Regions from separate parts of the Mus musculus genome. Here region 2 is linked to region 1. The links are chromatin loops, found by intact Hi-C in ENCODE. Cell type or tissue: left cerebral cortex. All regions are shown on one strand. Each heading gives the region's core, and the rest is flanking DNA. Links, peaks and the distances in the headings are about the cores only. Region 1 holds the start of Sae1 (SUMO1 activating enzyme subunit 1). Region 2 overlaps Dhx34 (DEAH (Asp-Glu-Ala-His) box polypeptide 34).

The links. A loop is a pair of places that touch in the nucleus more often than their neighbours do. Peaks named below come from ENCODE experiments on the same cell type or tissue, not always from the same donor. Only the 100,000 strongest peaks of a DNase experiment are listed, where the experiment ranks them.
Region 2: a loop joins it to region 1, with 2.1 times the contacts of the local background. A loop is called at or near these places in 8 of 42 quality-filtered maps.

Annotation. Positions count from the first base shown.
Region 1 is chr7:16,384,483-16,394,373 of GRCm38, reverse strand. Sae1 (SUMO1 activating enzyme subunit 1) reads left to right here and starts at 6,478. Exons shown (of 9, transcript NM_019748.3): 1 at 6,478-6,733. The coding sequence starts at 6,624. In left cerebral cortex, for the core only: a CTCF peak has its summit at 6,351; a DNase peak (open chromatin) is centred at 6,498; H3K4me3 peaks cover 1,456 bases; H3K27ac peaks cover 426 bases.
Region 2 is chr7:16,196,947-16,206,837 of GRCm38, reverse strand. Dhx34 (DEAH (Asp-Glu-Ala-His) box polypeptide 34) reads left to right here. Exons shown (of 17, transcript NM_027883.3): 8 at 657-850; 9 at 1,340-1,441; 10 at 2,735-2,971; 11 at 3,091-3,264; 12 at 3,549-3,666; 13 at 4,802-4,908; 14 at 6,879-7,163; 15 at 7,817-7,993; 16 at 8,137-8,272; 17 at 9,408-9,617. The coding sequence ends at 9,541. Among named protein-coding and RNA genes, the nearest start is that of Dhx34, 20 kb to the left of the region's middle. In left cerebral cortex, for the core only: no CTCF peak of the experiment used is centred there; a DNase peak (open chromatin) is centred at 4,945.

The sequences.
Region 1 (9,891 bases), core at 3,915-7,914:
AGTGGTTAAGAGCCCCCATGTGTTGATTTTTTACTTTATGTGTAAATGTATATGTGTGTGCATCATACATGTGGGCATCCCTGGAGGCCAGCCGAGAGCGTGGGTTGACCGGAACGTGAGTTACAGGTAGTTGTGGGCAGCAAATGCTCTAACCTTCCTACCAGCCCTTTACACGCCGTTTTTTTTTTTTTTCTTTTGTTTTTTGTTTGTTTTGAGACAGACTTTCTCTTGTGTATCCCCAACTTGAATTCACGCTGTAGAGCAGGCAGGCCTCAAACTCAGGGCTCTACCTGCTTCTTCCCAAGTGCTGGGATTAAAGGCTTGTGCCACCCATTCCCCGGTCATTTGTTGTTGTTGTTTTGTTTGTTTTTCTGAGACAAGGTCTCTATAAGTAGTCCTGGACATCCAAGGACCAGGCAGCCTTTAACTCACAGAGATTTACCTGTCCCTGCCTCGTAACTGCTGGGATTTAATGACTTGCAGGCCATTCTCAAGTATTTAACTCACAGTGACATTTAGTGCACTTACTATGTGTCTTAGTCGGGGTTCTCTAGAGTCATGGAGCTTATGGAATGAATGTCTTTATATATTAAGGGAATTTATTGTAGTGACTTACATTTTGTAGTTCAACTAAACCAACCACAGGCAGCTGTGAAGGGGAAGTCCAAGAGTCTAGTAGCTGCACAGTCCCACAAGGCTGGTTGTTTCAGCTGGTTTTCTGTAGAAGTAGGTTCCAACAGATGCGCTGGCAAGGAAGTGCAAATGGTCTGGAAGAATGAGCCTTCTTCCAGAGCCCTTATGTAGGCCTCCAGCAGAAGGTGTAACCCAGATTAAAGGTGTGTACCATCACTCCTGGTTCTGGGACTTGCTTTGTCCCAGGCTGGCTTTGAACTCAGAGATTGACTGCCTCCGTCTCCCAGGATTAAAGGTGTGTGCTACTAATCCCAGCACTCGGGAGGCACTAATCTAATCCCAGCACTCGGGAGGCAGAGACAAGCAGATTTCTGAGCTCGAGGCCAGCCTTGTCTACAAAGTGAGTTCCAGGACAGCCAGGGCTATATAGAAAAACACAAACAAACAACAAAACAAAACAAAACCACAAAACCCTAACTAAGACACCCTCTAAGGATGATCTTTTACTTTTCATCTGAGTCTCACCCTGGCTTGTTCTGATCCATGTGTGTCCTCATCTAGACTCCTCCTGGCCCCTCCCTCCATAAGGTCTCCCCATAGCTTCTCTCTCAGCTGTGAGTGCCCAACCCCCGTTAGGATAAGAAGCCCAGCCTACTCTGTTCTGCCCAACTAATTGGCTAGTCTGGTCTTAACTAACCAATCAGAAGTGAGGAAAAACGGGGGGGGGGGGTTGTTGTTGTTGTTTTGTTTTTGTTTTTCGGTTTTTGGTTTTTTGGTTTTTCGAGACAGGGTTTCTCTGTGCAGCCCTGGCTGTCCTGGAACTCACTTTGTAGACCAGGCTGGCCTAGAACTCAGAAAGACCGCCTGCCTCTGCCTCCCGAGTGCTGGGATTAAAGGCGTGCACCACCACACCCGGTGAAAAACAGTTTTACACAACCTTGACACCAGAGATGTTTGACCATGCCGTAGTCCAGGCTGTCAGCAGATGTCTAGGCACAATAATCAACATCTGAATACACAGTGCATGAAAGCATCCCCTGGAGTATGTCTGCCTCTGTCTCTCTCTCTCTTTTTTTTTTAAAGATTTATTTATTATATGTAAGTACACTGTAGCTGTCTTCAGACACTCCAGAAGAGGGCGTCAGATCTTGTTACAGATGGCTGTGAGCCACATGTGGTTGCTGGGATTTGAACTCTGGACCTCTGGAAGAGCAGTCGGTCGGCGCTCTTAACCACTGAGCCATCTCACCAGCCCCCTCTGTCTCTCTTTTTAAGATTTATTTTATTTATTATATGTAAGTACACTATAGCTGTCTTCAGACACCAGAAGAGGGAATCAGGTCTTGTTACAGATGGCTGTGAGCCACATGTGGTTGCTGGGATTTGAACTCAGGACCTCTGGAAGAGCAGTCGGTCGGCGCTCTTAACCACTGAGCCATCTCTCCTGGCTGTCCTGGAGCTAATTTTGTAGAGAAAGCTGGCCACAAACTCAAGAGATCCATCTGCCTCCCAAGGGCAGGGATCTAGCTATGCACCAACACCTCCCATCCTCTGTTGTCATGTTTTCTTGTTTGTTTGTTTGTTTAAAGATTTATTTATTTTATGTATGTGAGTATACTGCCACTCTCTTCAGACATACACGAATAGGGCATTGGATTCCATTACAGATGGTTATGAGCCATCTGTAACCTCTGAGCCATCTCTCCAGCCCTGCTATGTTTTCTTTTTTCCTTTCTCTCTTTTTTTTTGTTTTTGTTTTTGTTTTTTGGGACAGGGTTTCTCTGTATAGTCCTGGCTGTCTTGGAACTCACTCTGTAGACCAGGCTGGCCTTGAACTCAGAAATCCGCCTGCCTCTGCCTCCCAAGTGCTGGGATTAAAGGTGTGTGCCACCACGCCCCAGCCCTGTTATGCTTTCTTAACACAAAAGAATCAGGATTGGAATAAAACAATAGAAAATACTTTTTGTTGCATGCTTCTCTGTTTTTACTGCAGGTATTGAATTTCAGAACTACGAGAAGGATTTGTAAAATTCCCAGTATCTCAGTTCCACCGCAGACTAATTGGAGTCTCTGAAGGAGGTTTGGCAGGGCATCTGCTCCAAATCTCCCAAGGTGATGCCTATATACAGGTGGGAGTGAGAATTCTCACTGCCTATGTCATGAGTGGTAAGCAGTCACCTGGGCAGATGTAATTTCACAATCTTTAAACCCAGGCACCTAAGCTATTTAATAGCTGTTCTTCCCCCTTTTTAAGGTACAAAGCCTTAATTTGGCAATTGTTCTAATGCACACTTTTCTAAAACAAAGCAACAAGTGATTCCCTCTGAAAATGTGCAAAGGAAACTAAACACAATGCCTCCAAGATCTACTGGTATTCTCATTTCCACGATAGTTGTATTCATTCGCTACCTAAGACAACCAGTTGTTGGATGGAAGGGTCTATGGTGGATGGAACAGGTTTGGAAGCAGAAGTGTGTGGTCGCTGGTCACGTGGCATCTGCAGCCAGAAAACACAGAGGGATGAATGCTGGTGCTCAGCTTGCTTTCTGCAGTCTGGGATGGTGGAGCGATGCTGCTCTCTCTGAAATTAACCTAAGCTGGAAACTCTCACCAATACACCAGAGGTTTGTCTCCTAGGTGACATTCTCATCTTGTTAAAACAGACAATGCTAACCATTGCATCAGCTCTATTCCTTTTGGAAATCATTTTATTATATTTGTTTTTATTTCTTTAGTTGTGTGTGTGTGTGTGCACATGCTTTTTTGTTTGTTTTTGTTTTTGTTTTTGGTTTTTGGTTTTTTGAGACAGGGTTTCTCTGTATAGCCCTGGCTGTCCTGGAACTCACTCTGTAGACCAAGCTGGCCTCGAACTCAGAAATCCACCTGCCTCTGCCTCCCGAGTGCTGGGATTAAAGGCATGTGCCACCACGCCCGGCTTACACATGCATTTTTAAAAAAGATGTACTTATTTATTATATGTAAGTACACTGTAGCTATTTTCAGACACACCAGAAGAGGGGCATCAGATCTCATTATGGATGGTTGTGAGCTACTGTGTGGTTGCTGGGATTTGAACTCAGGACCTCCGGGAGAGTAGTCAGTGCTCTTAGCTGTTGAGCCATCTCTCCAGCTCTTGGCTTTTCTTGACAGTGTTCTCTGTGTAGCCCTGGCTGTCCTGGAATGCTCTCTGTGGACCAGACTGGCCTGAAACTCAGAGATCCTCATGCCTCTGCCTCCTGAGGCATGCACCACCACTACCCTGCTAAGTATTTTTAATTTTTTTGACGATTCCATACATACACATAATGTTATCCCATCATAGTTGCCAGCCCTCATTATCCTCTTCTATCCATTTCCTTCTCCCATCAATTGCTCTTTTAATAAACAACCACTAACTTCCAAGGTTTTTGGTATTATTTTATTTGTGAGTGCATGTGAAAGCGTGTGTGAATGTGTGTATCTCTCTCTCCTCTCTCTCTCTCTCTGTATATATTTAATTACGGTTGCTTTCAAAAGCATTGGTTGAGGAAGTGTTGTTATCATTTACAATATTGTGTGTGGTGTATGTGAGCTTATCAGTGTCTCATCCAACCTGTGGAGGTCAGAGGATAACCTCTAGTGTCAGTCTTTATCTCCCACCTTGAATAAGACCACATCCCTTTTTTGTTTTGTTTTGTTTTGTTTTGTTTTGTTTTGTTTTGTTTTACAAGACAGGGTTTCTCTGTGTAGCCCTGGTTGTCCTGGAACTCACTCTGTAGACCAGGCTGGCCTCAAACTCAGAGATCTGCCTTCCTCTGCCTCCCGAGTGCTGGGATTAAAGAGTGAGTTCCAGGACAGCCAGGGCTATATAGAGAAGCCCTGTCTCGAAAAACAAAAACAAACAAACAAACAAACAAAGAGTTCAAAGCTGGGGCTGGAGAGATTGCTCAGTGGTTAAGAGCACTGGCTGCTCTTCCAGAGGTCCTGAGTTCAATTCTCAGCAACCACCTGGTGGCTCACAACCATCTCTAATGGGATCTGATGCCCTCTTCTGGTGTGTGTCTAAAGACAGCTACAGTGCACTCACATAAATAAAATTAATAAATAAATCTTTAAAAAAAAGAGAGAGAGAGTTCAAAGCTGGGGCTGGCGAGATGGCTCAGCGGTTAAGAGCACCGACTGGCTCACATCCCTTTTTCATTGCAGCATATACCAGGCTGGGGGAGTCTGTCTTTGCTTCCTATCTCTAGGTGTGAGTGCTGGGATTGAAGACATGCTGACTACCAAATCTGGCTTTCTAAAGAACCAAATTTAAATCCTCACATTTGCAGTCCACTGGTTGGTCTGGAGCTGCTATGTAGATCAGCCTAGCCTCAACTCACAGATCCACCTGCCTCTGCCTTCCAAGTGCTGCTATTAAAGGCATATTAAAGGCATGTGTAACCATACTGGGATTTATTCTAATTTTTTTTTTTTTTGAGGTAGAGTCCTGCTATGTGGTCCAGACTGGCTTTGAACTCTGTTTTTTTTTTTTTAAAGATTTATTTATTATTATATCTTAGTACATTGTAGCTATCTTCAGACACACTAGAGGAGGGCATGTGGTTGCTGGGATTTGAACTCAGAACCTTTGGAAGAGAAGTCAGTGTTCTTAACTGCTGAGCCATCTCGCCAGCCCCAGCTTTGAACTCTCTCTCTTTTTTTAAAGATTTATTTATTAATTTTATTTATGTGAGTGCACTGTAGCTGTCTTCAAACACACACCAGAAGAGGGCATCAGATCCCATTAGAGATGGTTGTGAGCCACCAGGTGGTTGCTGAAAATTGAACTCAGGACCTCTGGAAGAGTAGTCAGTGCTCTTAACCACTGAGCCATCTCTCCAGCCCCAGCTTTGAACTCTTTTTTGTTTGTTTGTTTGTTTGTTTGTTTTTGTTTTTTGAGACAGGGTTTCTCTATATAGCCCTGGCTGTCCTGGAACTCACTCTGTAGACCAGGCTGGCCTCCAACTCAGAGATCTTCCTGCCTCTGCCTCCAGAGTGCTGGGATTAAAGCTCTGGGCAGCCATCATCACCCAGCATCAGCCTTGGTTTTTGACCCAGGATATCTTCATTGGGATATGGGTTTGTTGGTTAGATAAGTGTGGGTCTGAGCAAGGCCCAGAAAACCTTCTCCCAAGTGCTGGGATTACAAATCTGCACTACAAATTTGTTTGTTTGTTTGTTTTGTTTTTGTTTTAAATAGGAATATAGATATTAAACTCAGGCAAGCACTTTACTGAGCCATCTTTTCAGTCCTTGACGGTTTTGAGACAGGATCTCATTCGTAGTAATTCTCCTACTTCAGCCTTGTGAAGGCATGAATGCTGGGATTACAGGCACGAGCTCATAAATTTAGGTTTGCTTCTGTTAACAGGATCTCATGTAACCCAGGCTGGCCTTTAACTTTTGATTCCTTTCACTTATTTTTGTCCAAAAGCTGTGATTACAGGCATAGCCCACCATGATCAATTTGAGTCTTGCATCTTACATAAGGATTTGAGAATGTGTCAGGAGAGGAGAGGGCAGAGAGGAGTCCTTCCTCTTTTTCTGTCCAGGAGGAAAGTCTAGCTTTCTTTTGTTTTATTTTTTTCGCCTCAATAGGTAGTGAGCTCCATGTGTTGTTATTTTAAAGTAGTATCTTTATTTCACCACACCATCGATGCTGGAATCCCGGTGACAACTCGATCCAGATCCGCTTCATAAATGACCGCGTGGACATCCTCGAGGAATCAAAACACCCGCCACTTTTCTTTTTTTTTCTTTTTCCTCTCCGGGATTGATTGGCGTCTCCATCACGTGATGGGGCAGCGAGCGGGCCTTGGAGTCTTCGGTATCCACGTGGTCTCCCGCAAAGCACGGAGGTGGCACTGCGCAGGCGCGGCTCTCTGCGCAGGCGCAAGCGCGTCCCCGGTGCACGGACTCGCTGCTGGCGGTTAGCGAGAGCGGGAGCGGGTGAGCTGAAAGCCGGCGCCATGGTAGAGAAGGAGGAGGCTGGCGGCGGCGGCGGCGGTGGCATCAGCGAGGAGGAGGCAGCGCAGTATGACCGACAGATCCGCCTGTGGGGACTGGAGGCCCAGAAGCGGTGAGGGGCGCCGCGGGCATCCTGCGGGCCGGCGTGTGGGCCCTGAGGGAGTGGGTGCGGCCCTGTTGTGGAGCGGAGGCGGGATTGCTGCACTTGGGTTTCCTAGTGCTTCAGAACTGACGAATGGACGGTGTTTCTGCAAAGTACCGGAGGTGGAGATGTCCCCTGTGTAGTATTGAGAGTGTCCTTGGAGGAGGCGGGGGAGAGGGAGGATTTGAACTTGAGGCTCCCTCGGTGTCAGTACCTGGTGATGGTGGGATTTAGGTGAGGCTTGTAGGGTCTAAGTGGGGTGAGCATTAGTGCAAAATAGGGGGGTGGCGGGCTGAGCTCATTAATTTCTATGCATGGGAACCTGTGTTGGACGCCCTGGGGACTTGACAAACCCCACAGGCTCCTCTAGAGGAGTGCTTGAGGGCAAGTCCTGACAAAGGGACCCCTGGAGAGGCGCAGAGTGGCCCAATTTATTCAGCACACAGCTACAGACGTTGGGTTGTTTGTTTGTTTGTTTGTTTTTCTTTCCCCTTCCCCCAGACCAGGTTTCTCTCTGTGGCCCTGGCTGTCCTGGGCCTCGCTCTGTAGACGATCTCAAACTCAGAGATCTGCCTGCTTCTGCATCCCGAATGAGTACAGGGATTAAAAAGGCACGTGCCATCACGCCTGGCTTCCTTAACATATTCAAGTTATAAATTATATTTTGTGGGGATATGGTTGTTCATATTTTTAATTCTAGTACTCCTGAGGCAGAGGCAGGAGTATGTCTGTGAGTTCGAGGTTAGTCTGAGCTATGTAGTTCCAACACAGCCAGGGCTACCACAGTGAGATCCTGACTCAAATCAAAACAAACTCCAAAGGTAATTGTTTTTATAGCTTAGGCTGGCTTTGAACTTGCAGAGATCTTACTTGTCTTAAGTGCTGAGATAAATACATGCATCATCACACATTGGCTCCCTAGGCATTTTTGGGGGGAGCATTTTTTGGGGGAGAGGTTTTAGAATTTTATGTTTTGACTTCTCTGTACGTTTTCCATGGTGTTGATGTGGATGCCAAAGGACAACTTTGTGAAGTCAGTTCCTTTATGTAGATTTTTGAGGTCTAAACTCAGGTTGCCAGGTGTCCCCCAGGCATTTGAGACAAGCACTTTACTTGGTGAGGCATCTTACTTGGGCTCCTTGAGCATTTTTTATTGAACTAAATAGGCTCCTTCCCAACTTGAAGCTTATGTTTTGATGGGGACTAAGAGCAATATTCATAAATAATAAAGTTCCATAGTGATAAGGCTCTAGGGTAGTGTCGTACATACACCTGACATTGCAGCACTTAGGAGGCTGAGGATGGAGGAGTGGGCTCAAAGTTAATCTTCAGTACAGAGTAGTTCAATGCCATCGTGAGTTGTACAGGGACACCTAACCTCAAAAACCAAAACACGGGCTGGTGAGATGGCTCAGTGAGTAAGAGCACCTGACTGCTCTTCTGAAGCTCCGGAGTTCAAATCCCAGCAACCACATGGTGGCTCACAACCATCCATAACGAAATCTGACACCCTCTTCTGGAGTGTCTGAAGATAGCGACAGTATACTTACATATAATAAGTAAATAAATACAATCTTAAAAAACAAAAACACTGTCAGGCATGGTGATACAAGCTTTGATCCTATCAGAGGCAGGCTAGGTCTACATAAACACCCCAATCAAACCAGAAAGCTGGACATTGTAATCCCAGTATTCAGGAGGCTGAGGAGGGAGGGAGACACCATATAAGCAAGATGTGTTAGTGCATGTCTGTAATCTTAGCCCTTGAAAGGTAAGTGCAGGAAGATCAGAAGTTCAAGGCCTTGGCATGGTGGCATATACCTTTATTCCCAGTGAGCTTTAGGCCACATGATCTACATAATGAGACCCTTACTTTTAAAGTGGGGAGGGTAGGACCGAGAGAGCAGCTCTTGGAAGTAGGGTCAGATTTCATTCCCCCTCAACCACGTGATGACTCACAACCACCTGTAACTCTGGTTGCAGGGAATCTGAAATCTTCTGGCCTCTGTGGGCACTGCGCATACATACATATGTGTATATGTGTTGCACATACATACACTCAGATGTGCACACATATAGAGTCTCTGAAGAAAAAAGGGAATGAATATACTTTATTATACTGAGACGTAAATGAGATAGCACATGTACAACTCCTATGCCCAGCAGACTTCAGTAGATTCTCTGTGATTAGACAAGTCTGAATATTAAGCAACAAAAGAAGGGAAAATATTAAGAGTGTTGAACCACTGACATGCCTAAGAGGTTTTCTGAGCAGTTATAGTTTCAGGGCCAGAGGTGGAATCCCGTGCTGGGTGTGTGTGTTTTACTTGGGTTAGAAATACTCCAGCTTCCCAGCCTACCCCAGCGGATGTTTGATTTTCCCTTTGAGACAGGGTTTCACTCTAACCCGAGCTGGCATCAGACGTGGAACAGTCCTCCTGCCCAGTGCTAGGAGAGCTGGCATCACAGGTGCAGAGAGATTTATAATCCCAGTGCTTCCAAGGTGGCTTCAGGAGGGCTAGGAGTTCAAGGCCAGCCTGGGCTACATGAGACTATCAAAAACAAAATAAGAAATTTCTGTTTTAAGCCTTTTCTCTCTGAGGATTTTAATAACGTAGCACAGTTAGCATAGAGGTTTATGTTTTGTTGGCTGAAATTTGACCTGTGCCTCATCTTCCGGATGCCACTTAAGCGTGGTGTTATGCTCTTTGGTGTATAGTTCAGTTGGTAAAGTGCTTGCTTAGCTTATACAGAGTCTTAGGTTCTGCTTCTTGCATTATATAAGAAAGGGCTCAGTAGCTGATGTCCATAATCTTTACCCTATCTCCCCCTCCTTAAAACAAAGCCAAAACAAACCCCACAAAGTTTACGGGCTATGGGCTTCTCTAGGAAAATGCTACTTTCCTAGAGAAAGTCTGATAACTAATGAATGAGTCACTTGTTTAAACTTGAGAGGTCAAGTAGGATCCTTTAATACCCCGGTCCTTTGTTGGGAGCAGCCTTACTTCCTGTGAAGAGAAGCTGGTTTGTCTTTAGCAGGTTAGCAGGTGAAAGAGTATAGAACGAAAAATAAAAGAGGATCCACAGGACTGATTTTCCACTAAGGTGGCAGAGAGACCATTCAAAGA
Region 2 (9,891 bases), core at 2,694-6,693, 190 kb after region 1:
GTATATGGACACGTGTTTCCAGTGTGCCTACCCATAACCTTCCCTGTCCCACATCACCTTTCAGCCATCCATTTCCCCCTTTTTTCCTACTCTTGCCTCCCTCCTCCCCCCCTCCTCCTCTTCCTCTTCCTCCTCCTCCTCTTCCTCTCCCTCCTCCTCTTCCTCTTCCTCCTCCTCTTCTTCCTCCTCTTCCTCCTCTTCCTCCCCACCCTCCTCCTCCTCCTCCTCGTCAAACTAAATGAAGGCTGTGGCCAGTTTTATTCTGCTATAAGCACAGTCAGCACCAAGACAAACCAGGGCAGGCTGTGTGCAAGTCTTACTAGGGGAGGAGAGCTGTGGCCACTGGGAGCCAAGGAAATCAAGCCAAGGGAGGCTGGTGGAGGTCAGGGGTAGCTCAAATTTTTGGCCAGCATTAAAATGGGCCCTATGAGCTGAAGGAAGGAACTCCGGTCATGATCTCTAGTGGAGAGATGGGGAAACAGAGGCTCTTCCTTAAGGTTCTGGGACCACAAATCTCAGCTTGTAGGTTTGCATCGGCCTGTTTGGTTCCTAAGGCTCTTTGTGAGCAGTGGAGAAGGAGGTGAGAGCAGGGCCCTTGAGTGCCCCAGAGCAGAGAGCTGACTTTCCCGAGGCTTAGCTGCCCCTGCTGTCCACAGGGAAGATGCTGATCCTCGGCTCCATGTTCAGCCTGGCAGAGCCTGTGCTCACCATTGCTGCTGCCCTCAGCGTCCAGTCACCATTCACCCGCAGTGCCCAGAGCAACCTGGACTGTGCCACTGCCCGGAGACCGCTGGAAAGTGACCAGGGTGACCCCTTCACACTCTTCAATGTCTTCAATGCCTGGGTGCAGGTGAGGCTGGGCTGGGTGCCTTTGTCATTCAACCCCACTGGAGGACCCTCCAGCTGTGCTGCTTCATGTTTCTGAGCCCTGAGTCTACCCAAGGAATCTCTGTCCCTGCCATTCATGCTCTGGTGCCCAGGGTGGGGGTGGGGGTGGGGGTGTGGCAGCCAGTGCCCAGCCCAGGATCCACAGGGTATCCGACAGAACCCAGTGCTATCTAGAGAAAGGCCAACCTTCCTGGGGGACATTATATACCCAGTCTACCATTCCTGAGCCCTCATCAGTGGCAGTTCAGGGGGAGGACCCAGGACACCTAACCCAGCATGCTGTCTGGGTGCTCCTGTCGGGGTGCATGAGCTCTGGGGCTGAGTCCTGGAAAAAGGATAGGAGGGTCCCTTAGAGCGGCCCCCAGCCCGCCCTGCTTCAGAGGCTCCCGTGCTGGGGCTTGCTCCCACAGCTGGCCAGGTCCTCACTCTGAGGTGTCTGCCCCTCAACCAGGTGAAGTCTGAGCGGAGCGGAAACTCTCGAAAGTGGTGCCGCCGCCGGGGTGTGGAGGAGCACCGGCTGTATGAGATGGCCAACCTGCGGCGCCAGTTCAAGGTGAGGACCAGACCCTTCTGGGTGACTGGGTCCCCACCACATCACCGTCCCACAAGGGGAGCAGGACTGGGGCAGCCTTGGCAAGGTGGCAAAAGCGTGGACCTTGGAGAGTGTTCTTGGGGAAGGCACACGGGTCACTGGCTGTATGGCATCCTAGGGGAGAGGCTCACCTTGGCCCCAGGCTGCTGACCTGCAGCTCAGGGTGAGTGTTGGGGGCGGGGGGGGGGGGCATTCAAGGTGACAGGACAGCCAATGTGTCTGCAGCCCAACGTGGCTCGGCTCGTTCTCACAGTGTGGTTTCCCCTGAGGCCCCGCCCTCCACCACAACCCTTGGGCCTTAGCTTCCCCTGGAAATTTCCCCTGGAAGATGAAAGTAATGACACTCTTCAGTCCCAATGGGCAGATACAATAGCTCTCCAGCTGCCGCCTATGTTCACGTGGCAGGCTGTGTGGGCAGCGTGTCACTGTGGTCACTGGAGGTGAGTGAGGACAGAGCTGTGCGCTCCACTGTTGTGTGGCTTCAGTTCTGTGTGCCTCTCTCTGTCACTTACAGGAAGCTCAGATACACTGAGCTTTGTGGTGGTCTGTAGCATGGAGGCAATAGGAGTTCCTGGGGTAGCCCATGGCCTCGAGGGCAGGTGGGCCAGTTAGGACTCAGAAACCTTGCTAGGCTCTCAGTGTTGGGCTCAGTCATTCCTTGCCCACTTCTGCAGCTTCCAGAGCTTTGGTTCTACTCTTGTTGACCTTGAACCCAGGGCCTTGTTCATGCTAGGTAAGTGCTTTATCACTGAGTAGAAACGTCCAGTCCCTCTTCTCTTCACAGGGCCTTATTAAGTAGCCCAGGCTAGCCCCAAACCCATGATTTCCCTGCCTCAGCCTCTTGAGTGCCGGGATGACAGGTATGCATGGCCAGGTCTGGCTTGAGATTAGGTGTTCCTGACAGGTTCCCAGGCATAACCCAGCTTTGAGAAGAATCTTGTGGGACCTTGAGGGCCCCATGCTAGCCCTCAAGTGAGCCTGCAGGCAGCTCTGGGAATAGCTGCTATTGACTCTCCTGTGAACCATCTGTGCCTGACCAGATGTTCATGAGTAAGAGCTGTTCCCAGGGCACAGAACTCAAGTCTGGGGCCAAGGACTGACCTCCCCGCCCCCCGCCTCCACAGCCTTGGGAGGTATGGGGTGACCCTCACTCTGCACTGAGGAGAATATACCAGGAAGTTATCACATACCAGCCTGTGGGCCTGAGGCTGTGTCAGCCCAGAGCCCACTCACCTGAGCCCTTCTTGTTCATAGGAGCTGTTGGAGGATCATGGATTGCTGAGTGGGGCCCAGGTAGTGGCCCCAGGGGACAGCTACAGTCGGCTGCAGCAGCGCCGAGAGCGCAGGGCCCTGCACCAGCTGAAGCGACAGCATGAGGAGGGTGGGGGACGCAGGCGCAAGGTGCTGAGGCTGCAGGAGGATGGCTGCTCCAGCGATGAAGAGGACCGAGAGGGCTCTACCTCCCAGAGGGCTGACAGCGTTGACATCCAGGTGGGACGGCCATGTACGGGGCCAGGGGCATGAAGGGGCATGGGACACAGGAGACACAAACACCTTCTAGAGCAGGGGTCGGGATCCCTCAGAGCCACCACGCATTCTTGCCTTTGCAGGATGTGAAATTCAAGCTTCGGCACAACCTGGAGCAGCTGCAGGCAGCTGCCAGCTCAGCCCAGGACCTGACCCGAGACCAACTGGCCCTGCTCAAGCTGGTGCTCGGGCGGGGGCTGTACCCACAGCTGGCTGTGCCCGATGCGTTCAACAGTGGCCGCAAGGACTCAGACCAGGTAGACTTCTCTTTTAACGTGTTTCCTCAGCACCCCCTGGGTTCCAGGGAACTTAGTGTGACAGAAAGACCCTTGGCTTTGTCCTTGGGTTGCTCTGCACACTAGCCAGAGGGGACAGGGCTGGAGGAGGGCAAGGCAGAGGGTCACACCCAGCTTGGGCAGGAATCTGGAGGACTTGGTGAATAAGGAGAAGGACTTTGTCCCAGGGGAGGAGAAAGGGCACTGGGTATTCCGCGGGACAGGTCGGGGCCTCCTGTTCCAGTGCTTGCCTTTGGCCTCTGCAGATTTTCCACACGCAGGCCAAGCAGGGCACCGTGCTGCACCCCACCTGTGTCTTTGCCAACAGCCCTGAGGTATTACACACACAGGGGCAGGAGGCCTCAGGCCAAGAAGGGAGCCAAGGTACAGTGACCCTGGTGGCACGTGACAGATGGTGGCACCTCCAACTCAGGTCCCTCACTCGGGCATTCCCAGGGTTCCTTCCCATCCCCTATTTGTGCTGTGCTGTGGGAGGGAAACTCCAGGGAAGGCTCACCAGCCCAGCGGGCTGCAGACAGCACACTGTGCTGAACTTCCAGGCCGCTTCCTGAATCCAGCCAGTGAGACACTGCCGTTAGCACTGTGCTGGTTGGGAAGCGGGAAGCGAGAGCCTCAGCTTGGCCCTGAGGAGGGAGGTCCCCCCAGCTCTCATGCAGACAGGCAGCAACAGGCAGAGCCACAGGGGCCCCTACAGGCCAACTTCGAGAGCCAGCTCAACGCACCTTGGTGTGGAGAATGGGAGATGGTCACAGAAAAAGACAACAAGGCTTCGGACTGGCAGAGTGGAGGGCAGAATGAACGCTGTTAACCATCGTGACCAGGCTGTGGCCCTCGCTGCTAGCATTTCCTTCCACCCTACCTCCCTTTTCGTCCTCAGCTTCTCTTTTTCTCCACTTTGAAAATTTCCAACCGTATGAGGCAGTGATGAGCTGTGGATGCCCTCGAGAACCCTCAGCAGTGGTCCCAGTCCCCAGCCTTGTTTGTCCCCTCACTAGCTACCTGGAGGGTTGGGTTCATTTTTCCCTTGTTGGTCTTTGCTGGAACCTCGTGTTTTTACAAATAATACTTCTACATTTATTGTGTGTGTGTTCAAGGGCATACATGTCACCGCAGGTACCGCAGGCAGAGGTCAGCCTGACGGAGTCAGCTCTCCTACCATATGGGTCCCGGGGAATTGAACTCAAGTTGTCAGACTTGGCAGCAAGCGCCTTTACCAGCTGAGCCACCTTACCAGCCCTTGCCAGAGCATTTCAAAGCACAGGCCAGACTTCATGTCATTTAGTAACAAGGACTGCATATGTCAGGATAGTGCTGGTGACCCATCAAGGTGGATAGCTGTTCCTTAGTGTCAGGCTGTGGCAGTGTTTGTAATAACTCAAAGTTGTCTTATGCCCAGGGCGTGCTGTCTGTGTGCTGTGACACGGGCCCTGAGTGATGGACGGGTGGCCATGGGTGCAGGGAGAGTCAGATGGCCTGAGATGCCTCTTTTGCTTTTCAGATGGCAGGGACCAAATGAGCTGCAAGCATCAGCTGCTGGCCTTCGTCTCCCTACTGGAGACCAACAAGCCATACCTGGTGAACTGCGTCAGAATCCCGGCCCTCCAGGTAGGCCTTGGCTCAGATTGGACAGTTGCCTGGAGGAGCCGCCCTCCACACCCACTGGCTTCTGGTCTGCAGCAGTTGTGGGTGGTTCTCATTTAAGGCTCTACACCATGGTTACTTGTTGAGTGCCCGCTGGTGCCAAGCACTGTCCCCAGCACCCAGAGGCATACCGAGGGTGCTGCCCTTCTGAACTCACAGTTCAGGGAAGCCCATGTCATGTCTTCAAGAGAACTCAGAACCTCTGTAATCCCAATAGGTGGCTCATGAGTTCCAAGCCAGCCTGAGCTATTTGAGATTTTGTGTATGTGTGTGTATGTGTATGTTTTTAAATCACCAGGAAAATTAGGGCTTGGGGAGCGGCCGGTGGGGCACCAGGTGGTACGACATGAGCTGATGAGATGTGCTGACTGGCTGCAGTCCTGAAGGGACCATGCCAGAATCACAGGAGTGTCCTTAGCTGAGGGCCAGCATGTGCCAAGGCCCCAAGGCAGGTGTGCGCTGCTGTATACAGCTGGAGACTGGGGCAGCTTTGATGTGGTGGCTGTGGGAAGCTGAGCCTTGTCCAGGAAGAGACTAAGGAAAGTGCCAGGCCTGCCCACAGTCGCCTCCATGGGCTAGGTGTTCCACTCTACCCACAGGAAGCTGAGGTCGAGTCACCGCCTGGGCTGCACAGGGAGAGGTAGATAATAGCTCTAGGGTCACATGCTGCCCCAACCGATTCTCCTGTCAGTCAGATGTCTGCACTATTCAGACCCCTCTGGTTTTGTTTCCCGGGGAAGGGCAGGAACCTGTGCAGGGGCCACAGGAAGTTGTGGCCCATGACCCACTGAGGCCTTTCCCTTGTGCCAGCCACCATTACTGTTGGGGCTGGGGGTCTGTGCCAGCTGGGTGGGGCTTACGTGCCAATGAAAAGCAACACAGCCAGGGCTTCTGCATACTACAGAGAGAGGCATGGTGTGGGACCCCGTGAGATGGTAGCAATGAGACATTCACCATTTGGGGTGACATCTGGATCCTAATCCCCTCTTGCTACTCCTTGCTTATGATGAGGGGAACATCACCCAAATGCCTGTCTTTCACCTATCCATGTACCCAGCTGTCTACCCATCAACCCTCATCTGTCCTTCCCTTCCCTGGCCATTCAGCTTCATGCCCACCTCCACTTGTCCACCCATCCACTCAAATGGACATCACCTGCCTCCAGTCCATCCACCCATAGTCAGCCCTACCCTTGTGAGATTGGCTCTGCCTTGGTGTCAGGAACCCATGTGCCTCTCTGTCTGGGGTCTTCCGGCCTCCATGTTCCTGCCTCAGCCTCCAAGGATTGGGATTAAAGCATGTGTCACCAGTTAACTACTTCCTTTGGTCACACTCCCTTTTTTGTGACTCCCTAAGGTGCCTTGATTCTTAGGTTTCCAGGATATTGCACTCTTTAATTTTATCCTTGTCTCTTTAAGTTGAATGTTGACTGGTGGTGGGGCTGGCTTTGTGCTGACCACTGTGTCTCCAACATGGCACCAGAGCATGGCAGAGGAGGCCTGCAGCATTGTTGGGCGGTTATATTGAGTAGACAGATGGATGGACGGGAGAACAGGCAGGTGGGGGGGGGCTAGGTAGTCAGGCAGGTGATGGGTAGACACTTGGATGGGTGGACAGGTGGGGTGGGCATGAAGCTGAATGGACAGGGGAGGGAAGGACAGATGAGGGTTGATGGGTAGTCAGCTGGGTACATGGATAGGTGAAAGACAGGCAGAGGCAGACAGTTGGGTACATGGATGGACGGGGGATGGATAGGTAGATGGGATAGATTAGTGGGAGAGGGACATGGGGTGTCGTGGTGGACAAGTAGGAGGTGGGCAGGTGAGGGATGAACAGGTGAGTGCACAGATGGATGGGTGAATGAGGGGTAGGCAGGGACACAGCCAGGTGGCACCTGAGGTGGCCTCCTGAGCCGCACAGCTTTTCTCTTGCAGTCCCTCCTGCTGTTCAGCCGCTCCATTGACACCAACGGTGACTGCTCCCGCCTGGTGGCTGACGGTTGGCTAGAGCTGCAGCTCGCAGATAGCGAGAGTGCCGTCCGGCTCCTGGCAACATCCCTGCGGCTCCGTGTCCACTGGGAAAGTGCCCTGGACCGGCAGCTGGCCCGCCAGGCCCAGCGACGGAAGCTAGAGCAGGAGGAAGACATGGGGTCTCCAGCAGTCAGCCCCCAGGAGGTGGCTGCTCTGAGCAGGGAGCTGCTGCAGTTCATGGTGGCCAAGGTACCAGAAGGGGGCGTCACTTAGTGGGGGCTCCTTTAAGGATTCAAAGAGGCTCAGTGGTACCTGAGGTCACATGGCTGATGTGGGGAAGCACCGGTGTTTGGCTCTAGAGGCCATGCTGCTAGACACCACTATGTGCCACGCACTGAGCAGATGACAGGTGCCTTCTGTATGCTAAGGACATGCGCAGCATGAGGGCCCAGGGGTCTCCTGTGAGAACAGAGAGGAAGATGTGAGCAGAGTGGGCTGAAACCATCCTCATGGCTGGGAATAGTCATTTCTGATTCTGCACCATGGGAGTCCAAGGAGAGGGGTGAATCCAGGCTGACTTCAGTGTGTGTGTGTGTGTGTGTGTGTGTGTGTGTGTGTGTGTCAGTCACACGCATGTGAAGACAGGCCTAGGCAGTTGGGGAAAGGGGACCAAGCCTGAGGCACCTTGCAGGAGGGACAAGGTAGCTAAGGTCTGGCCGTGGTCTCATCAGCTAGAGGCAGCAGAGGGTGAGCCTGGGGAGGGTGGCTGGAGGAGCCACTGGGGCCACAAAGGTCTGAAAGCAAGTTGGGAGTGGCTTAGGCAAAGTCCAAGGGAGGGCTTTAGGCAGAGCTGGCTCTGGGGGCGCCCACCCCATTTCTGTCTCTGCTCTCCCTTTCTGTAGGTTCCCTACCGCCTCCGAAGGCTCACTGGTCTAGAAGCCCAGAACCTCTACGTGGGACCCCAGACCATCACGACCGCCCCTAGTCTGCCCGGCCTCTTTGGAAATTCTACCCTGTCTCCACACCCCACCAAGGGGGGCTACGCTGTCTCTGATTATCTCACCTACAACTGCCTCACGGTGAGTGAGGTCGCTTGTGGCTTTGGAGTGGGTGGTTGGAAGCTCCAGGCCCAGCTGGCAGCTATAGTCACACTTATGCCCTGTGGGGGCTGGGAGCCTCCAGCCGCTGAAGCAGGGGTCCTGACACGTTTCCTCTGTCGTAGAGTGACACTGACCTGTACAGTGACTGTCTGCGTTCCTTCTGGACCTGCCCACACTGTGGCCTGCACATGCCCTTCACACCCTTGGAGCGCATTGCTCATGAGAACACCTGCCCTGAGGCGCCAGGCGATGATCCAGGCAAGTCTGTGTGTGTATGTGTCTCTGTGTGTATGTGTCTGTCTGTGTCTGTGTGTTTGTGTGTCCGTGACTGTCTGTGTCTTTGTGTGTGTGTCCTGTGCCAAGAGTGATATCCTTAACCACTGTCTACCATACATTGCTTCCTGTGACTGGCTTGCTGGATTCCTTGAAGCCTGGTTGCTCAGGGAGGGAGGAGCAGTGGGCTGGCTCTTCTCCTGTTTTCTCTTCAGTGGCGGTTGTGCTTTCCTTGTTGCACAGCCACTTCTGCCTTAGTGTGCTCTGCCTCATCTGCCACAGTGCCACAGTCCCATAGTGCCACAGTCATACAGACCCACAGACCCACAGTGCCACAGTGCCACAGTCACACAGACCCACAGACCCACAGTGCCACAGTGCTACAGTCACACAGACCCACAGTGCCACAATCACACAGTCACACAGTCTATCCCACAGTGCCATAGTCACACAGTGCCACAGTCACAGAGTCACAGAGTCACACAGTGCCACAGTCACATAGTCCCACAGTCACACAGTCACACAGTCTATTCCACAGTGCCATAGTCACACAGTCTATCTATCCCACAGTGCCATAGTCACACAGTGCCACAGTCACACAGACCCATAGTGCCACAGTGCCACAGTCACACAGTCACACAGTCTATCCCACAGTGCCATAATCACACAGTGCCACAGTCACACACACCCATAGTGCCATAGTCACACAGTCTATCCCACAGTGCCATAGTCACACAGTCTATCTATCCCACAGTGCTATAGTCACATAGTGCCACAGTCACACAGACCCATAGTGCCACAGTCCCATAGTCCCACAGTCTATCCCACAGTGCCATAGTCACACAATGCCGCAGTGCCACAGTCCCACAGTGCCACAATCTCACAGATCCACAGTCACACAGTCTATCCCACAGTGCCATAGTCACACAGTCACACAGTGCCATAGTCACACAGTACCACAGTCCCACAGTCCCACAGTCCCACAGTCCCACACAGCCACACAGTCACACAGTGCCACTCCGCAGGGGAGACTGTGGCTGTGTGCCCCCAATGCTGGGGCCAGGCTGGCTCACAGGCACCATGGTTGGGTGGGAACCAGAGCCATTCCTTTCCTTTGCAGGGTCTGAGGAGGCTGCTCCTGCACCACCACAGAAGACATCAGCCCTGCAGAGGCCCTACCACTGCCAGGTGTGCGGGCAGGACTTCCTCTTTACCCCAACTGAGGTACTAAGACATCGAAGGCAGCATGTCTGAGCCAGCACTGCTCCTGGAGCGCCCAAGTGGGGGACAGCAGTGTGTCCATGCAAATAAAGTCAGGCTTTGCTTCAGGACCTGTGCCTCCCTCACCCTCAGTGGGAAGAAACCCAGCCTTGGCCCTCGCCAAGTCAAGCCTTTTTTCAAAAATTAATTAATTGTTTTATTTATTTACATTTCAAATGTTGTCTCCCTTCCCAGTCCCCCTCCACAAGCCCTCCCCCCCACACCCCCTCCCTTTCGCCTGGAAGAGGGTGCTCCCCCCCCCCCCACTCCATCTCAGCCCTTTAGCACCTCCCTTCTCTGGGCCATCAAGGCTCCACAGAGCAAGCTTTTGTCTCTTTGATGTG